3 separate regions of the Homo sapiens genome follow, and all the other regions are linked to region 3. A link is a contact called in ENCODE Hi-C or POLR2A ChIA-PET data. All regions are on one chromosome and are shown on one strand. Each heading gives the region's core, a stretch centred on a gene start or an enhancer-like site at or near the end of the contact. The rest is flanking DNA. Distances are from core to core; before and after follow the strand shown. Region 1 holds the start of ID3 (inhibitor of DNA binding 3). Region 2 has its middle 23 kb from the start of ELOA. Region 3 holds the start of LINC00339 (long intergenic non-protein coding RNA 339).

Region 1 (3,675 bases), core at 1,176-3,675, 1.5 Mb before region 3:
AATTTTGCTTGCTAATTCCACAGCATCCTTCTGCCTTATGTCACACAGCCCATGGGCATTTCAGCCTGGAAGCATCCTGGGAAATAATAAATGCGAAGGTGCTTTGCAAACCTAAATCACTATACAAGCCTGAGGCATCAGCTGCAGTAGTAGAGGAAGGAAAAGAAGGGAGGAGAATCTGGGTAGACTGAGCACCTTCCACACAACTGGCCCATGCTGGGTCCCCCAGGCAGTAAGAAGACTAAGATCAGATGGAGTGAACACATCAAGTGCTTTGCAGAGAAGAGGCATTCAATAATTATCGAATGAATGAATGAGTAGACCCAATTAGTTCCATTTTATAGATGGGAAAATAGAAGCACCCAGGATAACTCAGCCAAAGTCTACACAATTAGTTTAAACAAAAAAAGAAGAAGAAGAAGAAGAATGGGCATTTGCACAGAAATCTGCCTGGCCCGTGATTTTTCTAGAACCCTCTGGACTTGACCGTTTTGCCACAGAAGTCTGCAAGATAGGAAAAGAAGGATCTTCTCTTCGGTTATTCAGGAGTTCCTACAGCCATTATTTTGCCTTTCCTGACCAAATAGCTGGCACTTGACGGCTGTAGCATGTAAAGACTGACTTGCCCACTCACAGGTTTTCTTCCTCTTTTCTTACTGAAGAGCCTGTCCTTGAAAAAAACATTCCAGGAAGAAATCTTTCTTGGGCCACAGAGCCCTGTGGTTTGATGGAAAAGAACGAGGCTTCAAGACTGGCTCTGCTATTACTTGTAGTGTGACATTGGGCATGTCTTAAATGCCTTCCTTGGGCCCCTCAGCATCTTTCACCTACATATCCAAATTTCACACAACCTTGGACTTCTACAATTGGAAAGGATTTTAAATAATCACTTAGTACCATCGTCTATTTTACTCACAAGGCAATTAAAGCCAGAGTACCTGGGCTTGTTCAAGATTACATGACAAATTATTGTCAGGGCTAGCATGATGAACCCAGGGCTCTCAATTCCCAGTCAGTGTCCTTTTCAACCGTTTTGCGACTCTCTTTGGCTCTGAGCCCCCCTTGTCCTGTTAATCAGTGCCACACATTATCGAACTCTTGTTTCCTGTGTTAATCTTGTCTCCCCAAATTGTGAGATTCTTGAAAGCAGGAGCCACTGTTTTATGCGGAGGGACTCCATAAATATTCACCAATGATTCATTAGGAAAGCAACTATTGGGGGAATCCCACTTGGTCATTTCCAAAATGGAAAGCAGCATCTTGGAAGTGCAGGTCCCCAAATGTCTAGGGAGGTGACAAGAAGGCAAGCAAAGAATCAAAGAATACTGAGCACAGTGTCCTGTTGCAATACAGGACTTAGTTTGCCGGCCCTCTGGTTCCTTTCCTGGTCTTTCAGATGGAGCTGGAGCTACTTCAGCAGGGCTAAGAATAATCAAGTCCAGGTGGCCTGCCCTTCCATAGCAGAAAGGGACAGACAATAGAGCAATGAAATTACCACTGTTTTCTACACAGAGGTGTGTGGAAAGTGAAGAGAGGGGAAGTTAAGAAATTTGCTGACCCAATTGGGTGGGGGGGGGCTCTTAAAAAGGTTTATGTAGAAATTGTCCCATCTGTGCCTCCATATTTAAAACCTTGTCCAAAATTCTAATTGAACTCACAAAGCACAACTGTGCATATATTTAGTTCGTTATGGAGTTTATGGGGCAGAGGGTCCAGGCTCCTTTTTTCCCCATGCAAAAAGCATGGGCTCAAGCTTTCTTCTTTTCCCCTGTTGCTCAAATAAATAGTGTTCTTTGCTCAAACCCCCTTTCCCTCCTCCTTCTGCAATCTCAGCGCCTAGCGCAAATCTGTTTTCTTCATTGTAACCTCAGCTTCACCGCAATTAATTTTTTTTCCCTCTGGTCACAAGATAATTCCTGACGCCAGTGAGTCTGGAGGTCAGACGAACAGCAAATTGGGGAACAAGGCGGCACTAATTCCTTACAAGTTTCCCTTGAAAAATCTTTCGCTTAAAAAAAACGGGGGGTGGGGGGAGCTTCTTTGCTGTTCAGGGATTTATGACCTCGGAGGAGCTGTGGCTCGAACCAGTGTTGGGCTAAAGGCGGACTGGCAGGGGGCAGGGAAGCTCAAAGATCTGGGGTGCTGCCAGGAAAAAGCAAATTCTGGAAGTTAATGGTTTTGAGTGATTTTTAAATCCTTGCTGGCGGAGAGGCCCGCCTCTCCCCGGTATCAGCGCTTCCTCATTCTTTGAATCCGCGGCTCCGCGGTCTTCGGCGTCAGACCAGCCGGAGGAAGCCTGTTTGCAATTTAAGCGGGCTGTGAACGCCCAGGGCCGGCGGGGGCAGGGCCGAGGCGGGCCATTTTGAATAAAGAGGCGTGCCTTCCAGGCAGGCTCTATAAGTGACCGCCGCGGCGAGCGTGCGCGCGTTGCAGGTCACTGTAGCGGGACTTCTTTTGGTTTTCTTTCTCTTTGGGGCACCTCTGGACTCACTCCCCAGCATGAAGGCGCTGAGCCCGGTGCGCGGCTGCTACGAGGCGGTGTGCTGCCTGTCGGAACGCAGTCTGGCCATCGCCCGGGGCCGAGGGAAGGGCCCGGCAGCTGAGGAGCCGCTGAGCTTGCTGGACGACATGAACCACTGCTACTCCCGCCTGCGGGAACTGGTACCCGGAGTCCCGAGAGGCACTCAGCTTAGCCAGGTGGAAATCCTACAGCGCGTCATCGACTACATTCTCGACCTGCAGGTAGTCCTGGCCGAGCCAGCCCCTGGACCCCCTGATGGCCCCCACCTTCCCATCCAGGTAAGCCTCGAAGTCGGGACAGGGCTGAACACCCAGGCAAGGATGCTGCGGGACCCTCGGAGCTCCCGATTGCCTCGCGTAACTCTTCCCTCTTTTCCTCTAATCAGACAGCCGAGCTCACTCCGGAACTTGTCATCTCCAACGACAAAAGGAGCTTTTGCCACTGACTCGGCCGTGTCCTGACACCTCCAGGTGAGTATCTCCTCTCTTGGAGAGGGAGGTTTAAACGGCAAGTCCTGGAGTTGGCAGACGTTTTGAAAAATTGCCACTCACTCGGTTTAGGGAAACTGAGGCCAGAGAGGGACAAGTGACTTGCCCATGGTTGCATCAAATGAATGGCAGAGTCAGTTTCCATGTGATGTGCATTTAAGCCTTAAATGCGCCTGGGCCCTGCCCTCCCGCAGTGGCCGAGGGTCTGGCAAAGTAGACATGGGTCCGACTAAATACAAGTCTTTCTGTTCCATGTTGTATAGGGAGCTGTCTTCGGCAGCCCCCTCCCAGCTAGTGTCAATTCCAAGTAGGAGGGGTAGCGCAAGCTCCGCCTGTGGTCTTTGGCGCCAACTGGGTGGGGGCAGCGTGGGGCGCGGAGTTATCAGCTGGAGGTACAGACCAAGTTTCCTCCCTGGCGCCGGCCAGTCTGCGGACGGCCCCCGCCTCGGCACGCTCGGCGGAAACTGACTGCTCCTTGGTCTTCTTTCCTCCCCCGCCCAGAACGCAGGTGCTGGCGCCCGTTCTGCCTGGGACCCCGGGAACCTCTCCTGCCGGAAGCCGGACGGCAGGGATGGGCCCCAACTTCGCCCTGCCCACTTGACTTCACCAAATCCCTTCCTGGAGACTAAACCTGGTGCTCAGGAGCGAAGGACTGTGAACTTGTGG
Region 2 (3,422 bases), core at 601-3,100, 1.7 Mb before region 3:
ATTCTCCTGCCTCAGCCTGCCGAGTAGCTGGGATTACAGGCACGTGCCACCATGCTCGGCTAATTTTGTATTTTCAGTAGAGACAGGATTTCTCCATATTGGTCAGGCTGGTCTCGAACTCCTTACCTCAGGTGATCTGCCCACCTTAGCCTCCTAAAGTGTATTACAGGCATGAGCCACTGCGCCCAGCATTTTTTTTTTTTTAAGACAGAGTCTTGCTCTGTCACCCAGGCTAGAGTGCAGTGGCACGATCTCAGCTCACTGCAACCTCCGCATCCCAGGTTCAAGCGATTCTTGTGCCTCAGCCTCTTGAGTAGCTGGGATTACAGGCGCCCGCCACTGCGCCCGGCTAATTTTTGTATTTTTAGTAGAGATGGGGTTTCACCATCTTGGCCAGGCTGGCCTCGAACCCCTGACCTCGTGATCCACCTGCCTCAGCCTCCCAAAGTGCTGGGATTACAGGAGTGAGCCACCACGCCCAGCCCATGTCATTCTTTTTCTTTTTTGAGACAAGGTCTTGCTGCCACTTAGGCTGCAGTGCAGTGGTGTGATCACAGCTCACTGCAGCCTCAACCTCCCACCTACCTCCCAAGTAGCTGGGACTACAGGTGCATGCCACCATGCCCACCTTATTTTTTTATTTTTTGTAGAGATGGGGTTTCACTATGTTGCTCAGGCTGGTCTCGAACTCCTGGGCTCAAGCAATCTGCCTGCCTCAGCCTCTCAAAGTGCTGGGATTACAGGCATGAGCCACAGTGCCTAGCCTGTCATTCATCATTCTTTTTTTTTTTTTTTTTTTTTTTGAGATGGAGTCTCGCTTTGTCACCCAGGCTGGATAGCAGTGGTGCAATCTCAGCTCACAGTAACCTCTGCCTCCTGGGTTCAAGCGATTCTCCTGCCTTAGCCTCCCGAGTAGCTGGGATTATAGGCACACACCACCACGCCCAGCTAATTTTTGTATTTTTAGTAGAGACATCGTTTCACCATGTTGGCCAGGCTGGTCTCGAACTCCTGAACTCAAGTGATCTGCCCACCTCGGCCTCCCAAAGTGCTGAGATTACAGGTGTAAGCCACCGTGCCTGGCCCTGTCATTCATTCTTTCAGCAAAAATTTACTAAGCATCTACTATGTGCCACGTGCCTTGCTTGCACTGATGTGCCTGGTACATAGGCACAGTATGAACAGTAACATTTAGGCCCCTCATAAAGCCTACAGCCTGTTAGGGTCAATGAGGCTCTTAGTGTTTTTTGGGTTTTTTTTTTTTTTTTTTTTTTTTTGAGATAGAGTCTCTTGCCCAGGCTGGAGTGCAGTGGCACAATCTCGGCTCACTGCAACTTCCACCTCCCAGGTTCAAGCGATTCTCCTGTCTCAGCCTCCCGAGTAGCTGGAATTACAGATGTGTGCCACCATGCCTGGCTAATTTTTTTTCTATTTTTAGGAGAGATGGGGTTTCACCATGTTGGCCAGGCTGGTCTCGAACTCCTGACCTCAGGTGATCCACCTGCCTTGGCCTCCCAAAGTGCTGGGATTACAGGCATGAGCCACCATTCCTGGGCTGAGGCTCTTAGTGTTTTTTTTGTTTGTTTGCTTTTTTTTTTTTTTTTTTTTTTTTTTTGTGGCTCTTAGTGTTTTAAGCCTTACTTCTGGCCCCTCTCACCTCTTACTCTTTGTTCTAGTCATCATGACAGAGTTGGGATTTCCCAAACTTGCCCCATTGCAGCCTCAGGGTCTATAAATATGCCAACCCAAAATTCCAGCCCTCAGCCTCCTGGCCTCATTAAGACTCAGTTTGAGAATCACTTCCTCTGAGCAGCCTGTACCTAACCCCACCCCAGATCTGCCCCAGATTATCGTGCACCCATCACTGGAGGAGTCTCTCGTGTGGTCGTCACTGTCCATTTCTTTGTGTGATGTCCTCACTAGACTGTGAGCTCCTTGCAAGCAGGGACTGTGACTAAACCATCTCTGTATCCCTGCTGGGGGCACTAACTAGCTGGTGAACCCATAAGTACGTGGACTTGAACGGCCCAGTGGAGGGTCTGTATGAGAGGTATCCGCATAGGGCAATACACGGTGTGAGAGAAGAACTGCAGCTTCAGAAGGGCTAGGAGGCCAGGTTCTCAGCAGGAGTTTCCAGAGCACATAGCCTGTAACCACCAGGAAACAGGCAGAGATACAGAGCCTCGAAGCTGAGAAAGACAGTGCCTTACTTCTCCTTGAAGAGGGGCCTTGTGTGGTGAAAGTAACACATCTGTGTTCTAATTTGACTCCTCACCGGCTATGTGACTTTGGGTTAGACGGACCTCTAATATTTGCATGGCTGATGGCAAAAGTGTATACAGAGGCCCACATACCATTTATCTAAATATTTAAAAGTTAAAAACTAACAAACCATTAAATACAGTTTTTACTCTATCCTATCCTATTCTGTTCTCTTACTTCGATGAATATACCTTCATAATGACCTGGGGCTAGGTTTAAATTTAACATTCTCAGATTCCTAAGAGTTCTTGGGGATGTGGTGGCACAAGGAGAACTAGCCCCTAACCTACATGCTGTTCTTCCCACCTGCATTAGGCAGAATAATGTCCCCTCCCCACCCCAGGTGTCCACACCCTGATCCCAGGAACCTGTGAATATGTTATCTTACATGGCAAGGGGGAATTAAAATTGCTAATCAGGCCAAGCATGGTGGCTCACACCTGTAATCCCAGCACTTTGGGAGGCCGAGGCAGGAGGATCACTTGAACTCAGAGGTTTGAGACCAGCCTGGGCAACATTGCAAGACCTCATTTCAATTTATATTACAAATTTATTTATTTTAATACAATAAAAATTGCTAATCAGCTGACCTCAAGATAGGGAGATTATCCTGGATTATTGAGGTAGCCCAAAATAATCACAAGGGTGCTTCTAAGTGAAAGCGAGAAGCATGAGTCAGAGTCAGAGAAGATGTGATGACAGAGGCAAAGGCTGGAGTGATGGGATTGCTGGCTTTGAAGGTGGCCACCAGCCAAGGAACACAGGTGGCCTCTAGAAGCTGGAAAAGGCAAGCAAACAGATTCTCCCTGGAGCCTCAGGAAGGACACAGCCATGGCTATACCTTGATTATAGCCCAGTGAGACCCATTTTGGACCTCTGGCCTCCATAAATGTCAGATAGTAAGTTTGCGGTAATTTTTTTACAGCAGAAATAGGAAATGAATACACTGCCTTAGTCTCTGTCCTGCACCACAGGGCCTCACGTTCAGCCCAGGGGTCACACCAGCTCCTAAGTGCAAAGTCACACTCACAGACAGATGCCCCTTGGCCACCCCTTGGGCCTAGGGGTACACACACCAGTGTTCTGGGGAGGAGGGACCCAGGGAAGAGGCTCTGGAAAACAGCAGGGAAATCTGGGGTTGTGACATGTGTAGCATGGTC
Region 3 (3,367 bases), core at 798-3,297:
CATGTATTACTTTTATAACAACTCAAGAGGAAGAAAACTTCTCAGGCTTTCCCCTCCTGCCCAAAAACCTTTCTGAGTGAAAACCCCTAACCCACTTAGGAAAACACCCTTTTATTACTTCTTCTAGCTCCCAGCACCCAACGTCTTTACAACCCAGGTTTCTAGGAACAGACTGTCAGTGGGCCTTTTTCTTTCCTTTTTTTTTTTTTTGAGACAAGTCTCACTCTGTCGCTCAGGCTGGAGTGCAGTAGTGTGATCTCGGTTCACTGCAACCTTTCCTCCTTCTGGGTTCAAGCAATTCTCTGCCTCAGCCTCCCGAGTAACTGGGATTACAGGTGCCCACCACCATACCTGGCTAATTTTTATGTTTTTAGTAGAGATGGGGTTTCACCATGTTGACCAGGCTGGTCTCGAACTCCTGACTTCGGGTGATCCACCCGCTTCGGCCTCCCAAAGTGCTGGGATTACAGATGTGAGCCACCACGCCCAGCAGTCAGTGGGCCAATTCTTAAGGCTGGCTCTCAAAGATGAACCAGCACCACAATTTACCCGGCTTATAAATCCTGTCAGCTTCAGAAGACGACTTACCAAACACAAATTTATCCTCACCAGTTAATAACTCCTTTTCTTTGCTCAAAAACCCAGTGAGAAAAAATAACTCCAGGCCAGGCACAGTGGCTCATGCCTATACTTCTAGCACTTTGGAAGGCCGAGGCGGGTGGATCACCTGAGATCAGGAGTTCAAGACCAGGCTGGCCAACATGGTGAAACCGTCTCTATTAAAAATGCAAAACATTAGCCAGGCGTGGTGATGTGCGACTGTAATCCCAGTTACTCGAGTGGCTGAGGCAGGAGAATCGCTTGAACCCATGTGGCAGAGAAGGTTGCAGTGAGGCGACAACGCGGCACTGCAACTCCGGCCTGGGCGACAGAGCGAGACTCCGTCTCAAAAAAAAAAAAAAGAAAAAATAACTCCAGTGCACTGCGCCCTTACTTCCTATCTAACATTGTGCCGAACGTTATACACAGATCCTCCTCCGTATGATCCTTAGTTCAGGATCATAAACTCTTGATAAATTACTGCCCCAGGAACCTCCAGTGACATCAACCGCTGCTACCATTTGTGGAATTCTGCCGGCCAGACACCCCACACTGCATTCCCTCACAACTGATCCTCCCGATAGCCCATGGGGTAGGCACTGTTATTTCCATTCACAGATAAGCAAAGTGAGGCTCGGAGGGCGGGGACTTGCCCAAAGCCACAAGGATGAAAGGTAGTGCGATGACTCAACCGATAAAAATAATCCCGGTTGTGGTGGGGGGGAGCTGAGCCCGACTCCTCCCACTATGCTGCCGCGGCTCCGAAGGCCTAGCCCGAGTGCGGAAATGGGCTTCTAGGGTCCCAGGACGAGGTCCACCTCCAGAGCTGCAGTGAGGTCCAAGTCAGCCCGAGGAGCCCGCAGGTCCCACATTTCAGTCATTTCCCTACCCCAAAGGCAGGGACTCCCCGCTCCTGGGGCAGGCAGCCACTGTGGCCGCGAGCAAGCGTACTCGGGTTAGGAAGGAGAAGGAAGGGGACAGGGGGAACGTTCACCTACGCAGCTGCCACCTCGGAGGACGGGGGAGCGGGGGACGAGGAAAGATCAGGATAAGACCCTAACTCCCACAAATGACTCCAGGAAAGGGAGACCACCACTCCCCGAGCTTTGGAGCGCCGCGCGGGAACCGGAAGTCATGCCCCGCCCGGAAGTTAAGAGGAGGGGCATAGGTTGGAAGGGGTGGGCCGGGTCTCTCTAGCCTCCGCGGTACTACGCAGCTTCATGGTTTTAACTCTTGGTGGTCTTTTGACCGTCCTCAGTCCTTACCGTGCGGAGTTTTGGATACATTCTTAGCAGCTTTTTCGCTCCGGAGAAGTTCTTTATCTTTCTGAGCCGCAGTTTGCCCAACTGCAAAATGGAAAGAGATGAAGCAGGAATTAAGATACTCTAGGAGCTCGCCCACAGCTGATTCAGGGCCCCATTCTGAGGTTACACCCTTAAGCCTTTGCACCACTCAAAGGAAGGAAACCAAGAGAGAGGGGTGGCTGGCTGCTGTTTGGAGACAGTGGTCCTTGTATTGGCGCCCCGCGGAATCACTCCAGATGAGTCAGTGGATACAGTCTATAGGTCCCGCCTCATTGTACGCAAACAGCAGTGGGCATATGGCCGTGGGGGGTTGATACAGCCTGTCCGGGGTGGGACTCTGTGTGTATGGGAGGCTAAATCTCAGCAGGACTTTTCCAGTTGCTACCAGACTACGCACTGTCGCCTGATGGTTAAGAACTGAAGCTTTAGCCGTGCGCGGTGGCTCACGCCTGTAATCCCAGCACTTTAGGAGGCAGAGGCGTGTGGATCACCTGAGGTCACGAGTTCGAGACCAGCTTGACCAACAAGGTGAAACTCAGTCTTTACTAAAAATACAAAAATTAGCCGGGCGTGCTGGCAGGCGCCTATAGTCCCAGCTGCTCGGGAGACTGAGACAGGAGAATTGCTTGAACCCGGGAGGCGGAGGTTGCAGTGAGCCGAGATTGCGCCATTGCACTCCAGCCCGGACGAGGGAGCAAGACTCCATCTCAAAGATGAAGCTTTGAAGTCATACTGATCTGGTTTGCGTCTGATCACACAGGTTCAATGACACAGCCGGCTAGAGGAAGCAGAGATGCTAACCACTGCAGCCCCGATCTTAACCCTGAAGGGGAGGGATTGAGCTGTTAGAGAGAGGTACTCAGTTGACTTCTCCCTCTCTCTTTCCAGCTGGCATATCCGAATGGGCTGAGCTACCGGATTAAGAGGGACACCCCAAAGCCCCCATTGCTGGGTTATTGCTCCAGAGCCAATGTTCTTGGGGAAAGGAAGATATGCCCTTTGTCAACATTGCCACTGCTGGTCTGTAAACTCCTAGACGGCCAGCTGGTGGTTCACAAACCAGGACTCCTTGCTCTGGCCCTACCCCTACCTACCAGAATGACCGTGAACCCTTCCCCACTCACTCCTACAACCAGGTTTCCATCTCCTCTCTCAGCTTAGGTTTCCCTAACTGTAAAATAAAAGGGTTGGACTAGGTTAAGGACTTCCTGCTATTTCTCTCTCCCACACTCTAAGGTTCCTTAGGAATGCTTCAGAAAACAGCAGGGGTTGGGGCAAGGATGCCGCTTGAGTCCCAGAGCAACTCCAATTTCATAGGCACATAAATTTATGTGAAAGTATATACGTTTCGGCTTGTGTAAGATTATTTTATCATCCCAGGTAAAATTCAGCCTTTGTGCTTCATCTTTCCCCACCCTCCTGCTCACTCAGTTTGCTCCAAGAACACTGACCTTCTGGCTATT

The links. A loop is a pair of places that touch in the nucleus more often than their neighbours do. ChIA-PET counts read pairs that join two places held with the same protein, here RNA polymerase II (POLR2A). Pooled maps may share reads with other maps.
Region 1: a pooled map shows a loop between it and region 3 (4-fold over the local background). The contact joins the promoter of ID3 here to the promoter of LINC00339 in region 3. A Hi-C loop is called at or near these places in 4 of 50 pooled maps. POLR2A ChIA-PET finds 5 or more read pairs at or near these places in 2 of 52 experiments (A549 and activated CD4-positive, alpha-beta T cell).
Region 2: a loop to region 3 is called in a pooled map, with 3 times the contacts of the local background. The contact joins the enhancer-like site here to the promoter of LINC00339 in region 3. A Hi-C loop is called at or near these places in 2 of 50 pooled maps. POLR2A ChIA-PET finds 5 or more read pairs at or near these places in 2 of 52 experiments (GM12878 and activated T-cell).

The regions. Positions count from the first base shown.
Region 1 is chr1:23,558,251-23,561,925 of GRCh38, reverse strand. ID3 (inhibitor of DNA binding 3) reads left to right here and starts at 2,425. Exons shown (of 3, transcript NM_002167.5): 1 at 2,425-2,799; 2 at 2,907-2,991; 3 at 3,511-3,675. The coding sequence starts at 2,500. The coding sequence ends at 2,966. All of the region lies in intron 2 of LOC124903876 (a long non-coding RNA gene), which reads right to left. RefSeq lists silencers at 2,112-2,358, 2,226-2,485 and an enhancer at 3,426-3,555.
Region 2 is chr1:23,719,164-23,722,585 of GRCh38, reverse strand. No RefSeq gene overlaps it. Among named protein-coding and RNA genes, the nearest start is that of ELOA, 23 kb to the left of the region's middle. Within about 2 kb of position 1,850, at least 5 of the 41 ENCODE cell types and tissues checked have a DNase peak (open chromatin) inside an H3K27ac peak, as active enhancers do; they include GM12878, where a contact is called at or near this core.
Region 3 is chr1:22,023,871-22,027,237 of GRCh38, reverse strand. LINC00339 (long intergenic non-protein coding RNA 339) reads right to left here and starts at 2,047. Exons shown (of 2, transcript NR_023918.2): 1 at 1,866-2,047. It overlaps LINC01635 (long intergenic non-protein coding RNA 1635), which reads left to right and starts at 1,190. Exons shown (of 3, transcript NR_110692.1): 1 at 1,190-1,274; 2 at 2,272-2,432; 3 at 2,793-3,244. RefSeq lists enhancers at 1,068-1,362, 1,440-1,549, 1,161-1,762.